Regions from separate parts of the Homo sapiens genome. Here region 2 is linked to region 1. A link is a loop called in an ENCODE intact Hi-C map of the cell type or tissue named here. Cell type or tissue: IMR-90. All regions are shown on one strand. Each heading gives the region's core, and the rest is flanking DNA. Links, peaks and the distances in the headings are about the cores only. Region 1 overlaps LINC02147 (long intergenic non-protein coding RNA 2147). Region 2 overlaps LINC02147 (long intergenic non-protein coding RNA 2147).

Region 1 (2,815 bases), core at 256-2,755:
AGGATTTTAGTTCCCATTCTGCAACTTACTACTTAAGTGACTATGGGCAAGCTTCTTAACCTCTCCATGCCTCAGCTTCCTCATCTCTGAAATGGGGATAAAAATAGCATCTAACTCATAGGTTGTTGTGAGTGTTATGTTAACTGAGAAATGGTAATCATCAGTTGGTACCTAGAAAAATGCCTGACACATACTAACAACTAAATAATTACTAGTTTGGGAATGAAATGGCCTAAGTCTTACTGGACTGTACTCTCCTAGTGAGAGTTCTCCATATTCACATATTCACAGATGAAGAAACCTTCACATTGGTAATAGAAAAGAAATCTCCTAGTTCATGTTCCCAGATTATCCAAGTGTCTATGACACAAATGAAAAGTAAAATATAAAGAGGAAAAGGCAATTGGCTCTTCCCTCTTCTTTGGAGTCACAGTTGTTAAACTTCAGTGGATAATATAAAAACAGACTATTTGCATCCTTTCAGAATTGCATCAGCTCGTTCCCACGTGTTAAATAGTCAGATCAGACATGAAAATATTTACCTTAGGTATTAGTCAATAATGTTCAATTTTTTTCCTTTTAGAAAGTTGAACAAATGCAACAAATGCACACACATTAGTGTGACATTTAGAACTTTTATTCTGGTAAAATATTTCATAAAATAGATTCTCACACAGTTATAATTCACAATAATTTACTGGCCGGGTGCAATGGCTCACACCTGTAATCCCAGCACTTTGGGAGGCTGAGGTGGACAGATCACAAGGTCAGGAGATCGAGACCATCCTGGCTAGCACGGTGAAACCCCGTCTCTACTAAAAATACAAAAAAATTATCTGGGCATGGTGGCGGGTTCCTGTAGTCCCAGCTACTCAGGAGGCTGAGGCAGGAGAATTGCTTGAACGTGGGTGGCAGAGGTTACAGTGAACCGAGATCATGCCACTGCACTCCAGCCTGGGCAACAGAGCAAGACTCCGTCTCAATAATAATAATAATAATAATAATAATTTATCTAGCATTTACCATTACAAAAAAAGTTAAAAAAATAAAGACGAAGTTATTTTAATCAAGTCCAGATGCATTTATAGATTGATTTTGGCAAAATAGATTCTATTCAAAAGCAAACTAATATTTCCTTTGATTTATCTGAAATAAGGGTCATTCCACTTTCTTATAGACAATTATGAATTTTAGTAGAAATGATAATCCAAAAGCAATATTGGTTTGACTTATATAAAAATAAAACTATAAAGCTGCTTAAATTTTCCCTTCAAACTGAAGAAACAAGCAAGATCTACTGCTCCAAATTGCCACTATTTGAAGTATCAAGAAAATGATCATACTGCATATCAGGTTCTTTTGGAGAAGTCTGTTAACACTTAAACTCAGTCATCAAATGGTTTCCCCATCACATGAGAATGTAAGCTACAAAGTAGATTTAATCTGTAAAAGGAAATGACTAATGTACAAATGTTTCTCTGGTGCTCAAGATGTGTGCTTTTTTCTGTTACTGGGTAAACTGCAATAATTGGTCTACTTCCAACAGAGTGCAGAAGAGGTGAACCAATAAATTTGTATTGACAGAGGATGGAAAATGTCAGTTATCCTAGGGAAGAGAGAATGCAAAGTCCTAGGCAGAAAGAAGATGCCACAGACAGACATACACCATAGCAGATGTTTGGGAATAAAGGGAGAAGTAGAATCAAGACACAGGATACCACTGACTACTTCAGGTCCAGTCCACTGGAGAAGCTCAATTGATTAACATCCTCTATCACCAACACCCTTCCCTTAGGCCTTCATCCCTCTTGACTGCACAGTGAGGTTGCCAGTCTCCCAGCACCCTACCTGTGTCAACCTCCGTTTTGCATATTCTGTGACATATATAAACAGTGAGGCTATTGTGATTGACATAAGCCAATCATATTTTAAATGGATATGAGCAAGGAAAAAAAAAAAACAAGTGAACACTAGTGCTTTGGGAGCAATTCCTTCTAAAATGTTCATGAAAATATCCAAATCAAGGAGAAACATGCACAAGAGAAATGAGATCCACGTCATAAACAATGAGAAATTTTAGCTAAATCTAGAGAACATGAGATGAGATTAGAGAAAAAACCAAATGTGTTTCCTTTGCCTAAGAACAGTCTGCATAAGAAATAACCAAAGGAGATACTGGTGGAAGCTTGTCCAATCTTTAATAAACAGGGTAAGTTTAGAGGTGAAGCCAGCTGTGGGGCAGTCAGGGGACCTGCTTCAAACTCACTGATGCTTATAGGATGGGTTCAGTTTGCTGAAGCCACACTGAGCTGCAAGCCTCTTGCTCTGAAGATAAAAGGGAACCTGAAGAGATTGGCTTTTGACAAGAGCAGCTGTGTCAGGTCCAAAACAGAGCTTCTGATGGTTTGGGAAAACATGAAACAGGAACTCTTCCTTGCAGAGGCAAACTTTCCGATTCTAGCTTTCATTTTCTCTTTACACTCAGGCTGCCATATCTCTGAATTTACATAGTGAATGTTTCCAATTCAGATGAAAGTTGAAAAGAAAATAATAGATTTACCGTAATTTCAGATAGATATCCTCACCAATCCCAGAGGAACCTTATTTCTATTCCAATTTATCCATCCTTATCAGTGAGATTAATACTTTCCAGTAAATAGGGAAAAAAATCACATATCTTTAAAAAGATAATATGTTCCAAGAAATCAGACCAAATACATCCTCTGAAATAGAGTACTGCAAAGAATAAAAAAGACATTTTCAAATGTTTAATTTGTATTTTAACAAGATTTTGAGATATTGCATCTATGAAACC
Region 2 (2,815 bases), core at 275-2,774, 86 kb after region 1:
AGTCTATGGCAGGATCCGTGCCTAACTTCCATAAGCACCAATTAGCAAACACAGATGGCCTAATCACATTGACCAACCTCTTTATTAACTTTTTCCAGTACTTTTCCACTAGCTAACCCCAGTGCTTTAAAAAATCTCTTGCCTTTTGTTTGAGAATTTGAGTTGAATTGCTCTCCTATTGCAATAGTTTTAAACCCTATTGAAATACTCTAGAATAAAATTGTTCTTGCCCATTTAATTCTAATAGATGCAATTTTTCTTTTACACCACTTCTTTTCAGTGTAAAGAGACTCTTGAAATGTTCATCATGTCTATGTATCCTAGAATAGGCTCAACACTCAAGAAACTATCACCCATAAAGGTAAAACCTAGAAGACATTGCATTGTTCTCTGTACCTATTTCCATCTGTTGCTCTCTATTAACTTGTTATGTGAACTCTTTGAGACATTAGGTTAATTCCTTATACGTGCAGAATCAAATGTTATGAAATGAACTGTTTAGTATGACAATTTTCCTTTTAATTCAACATCTTTGCATGAAAAAAAAATTTACAGAGCAGGGATACAATTTCCTTCTCCAGAGTGTGATAACACAAATGTTAATAAACCATTCTTAGTTCAGAGAGGAGAAAAGCCTCCCTTCTCCCTGTCACTTCTCCCACTTGCACCTCTCTCCTCCGTAATCTATTACAGAGCTATCTTCCCGTTAATAACACAAAGTGAAATAAACAAATTCTATAATTAAAAGGTATTCCAAAATATATAGCAATAATTATAAATAATCAGAACACCAAGCAAAAGCTAATATTCTTCGGTAATTATGAGGTACTTGGCTATAGAGTTTTATTTCTCTGGTTAACTTTATATATTTAAATACAAACAACTTTGAGTTAAAATCTGTTTATGAAGTATATTTCCTTGAAAAGTTTTGCTTTTTTCCCTTCATCAAGAAGGAGGTAACATTTGATCCTTGTTTCATTGCGTTGTGCACTTAATAAATTTTGCGGTTCAAACCTTTTCCTAAGTAACTTTGGAAATGTGTATTTTAGAAAAAAATACATACACCAAATTTTATATTTATTACTGTGTAAAGAATATTCTCTCTTATCACTGTAAAACAAAATGAAACAAAAAAACTGAGTTGTAAACTCTGAAATGCAGATTTTATGATAATGTTTATTTTTTGAAAACTAAATGGGGCTCATAGGTATGTTATTTTTTCTAGAGTTTTTCTGCTTTGCCCTAAAAATAATTTCTGGTATAAATCCATACCAAGACCTTAGAGGGAATAAAAATACTCCTGAAATGCCCAATAAAATTTAATGACACCCTAGAATGTCTCCAGATAACAAGGCAATTACAAATGCACACAGTCTCCATGACTCCATTTCTAAGGGATTATGTAGTACATGTCTGTCATTCCTAAGCAGAAAAATAGTAACGCCGATGGGATGCTAGAATATATACACATAGTTATGAGGATAATCATCCTTGCCCTCAGGAAATACAGATATTAAGCAAACATAAATAAATATGCAATTACTAACTCTGGTAAGTGCTGAGCCTAACTCCAAACTACAGGAAAACTCCCAGGAATTTCATCTTCTGCTGTTATTCTAGATAAACTGAGAATTGCATGCAAACAAATGAAACAAGCCTCTGCTGCGCATGGTATTCAAAGTATATATAATGTCTATTTCCTCTTGACAAGTAGGTTAAATATGCCACACGTGATATTAGAAAGAATGGGATGAATATAAAGCTGCTAATAATCTCTATATTTGCCCATATATATTTTCAGAAAGTCTACTCTTTAATTACAAAGGACTATATAGCTCTTATTGTGGAATTCTTCTGTCATGTAACTATGGAAATGAATTTAGATAGCTAATTTTTTTATATCATAGGGTGAAAATTCTCTCAATAATCAGTCGCATTCATTTTTGCACCGAATAAATATTTATCAATGTTCCCTTTGTGTCAGGTGATATTCCTGAGATTGGAGAACGAAACAGTAGCCTTGCCTTGTCAGGGATACCGATTAGTTGTAAAGATAGCTATTAAGCTAATATACGAACATATACTATATAGTTACAAACTATGGTAGGAAAAGAACAAGGCACTGAAAGAGGGAACGATTCAGAAAAACTCATTAATTTGGGGTGATGGTAATTTTAGCACAAAGAAATAGAAATTTAACAAGGTTCAACACTTGAGATTCTGCCCAAAGTTCTCTTAAACCAAAACTCTTGGTCAGCAATTATGCCATAACCAAAATGTCAGAATTCCTACCAAGGTCCTTGGTTTGCAGAGTATCATCTATATCAGGAATTTCCTTTTTAAAATATATTTTAATGTGGAGAACCTCAAATTTTTTGTTGTCACTAGGTCAAAAGACAAATGACAGTTCATGTGAGTCTTTGTAACACTAATTTTCCTAATAGAGAGGGTTCCTACAAATCCTTTTTTTTAATCAAAGCACCCTCTTTTCTTCCCTTGTTTAGTACTCTCCAGTGTCTATTGTTCCCATAGTTTTTGTCTACGTGTATTTAATATTTAGCTCCCACTTACAAAATAGAACATGCAGTATTTGGTTTCCTGTTCTTGCGTTAAGATAATGACCTTCATCCATGTTGCTACAAAGGACATATTTTAGTGAAGAAATACTTGAGACTGGGTAATTTATAAAGAAAAGAGGTTTAGTTGACTCACAGTTCTGCATTACTTAGGGGGCCTCAGAAAACCTATAATCATGATGGAAGGCAAAGGAGAAGCAGGCACCTTCTTCACAGGGTGGCAGGATGGAGTGAGTGCA

What was found. Hi-C counts contacts between places; a loop is a spot of excess contacts. Peaks named below come from ENCODE experiments on the same cell type or tissue, not always from the same donor. Only the 100,000 strongest peaks of a DNase experiment are listed, where the experiment ranks them.
Region 2: a loop joins it to region 1, with 2.7 times the contacts of the local background. A loop is called at or near these places in 1 of 110 quality-filtered maps.

Annotation. Positions count from the first base shown.
Region 1 is chr5:117,888,436-117,891,250 of GRCh38, reverse strand. The region is part of intron 1 of LINC02147 (long intergenic non-protein coding RNA 2147); the gene reads right to left. Among named protein-coding and RNA genes, the nearest start is that of LINC02147, 160 kb to the right of the region's middle. RefSeq lists enhancers at 2,192-2,371, 2,402-2,551. In IMR-90, for the core only: no CTCF peak of the experiment used is centred there; a DNase peak (open chromatin) is centred at 1,440; H3K4me3 peaks cover 345 bases; H3K27ac peaks cover 739 bases.
Region 2 is chr5:117,802,404-117,805,218 of GRCh38, reverse strand. All of the region lies in intron 1 of LINC02147 (long intergenic non-protein coding RNA 2147), which reads right to left. Among named protein-coding and RNA genes, the nearest start is that of LINC02147, 73 kb to the right of the region's middle. In IMR-90, for the core only: no CTCF peak of the experiment used is centred there; a DNase peak (open chromatin) is centred at 1,498; H3K27ac peaks cover 1,498 bases.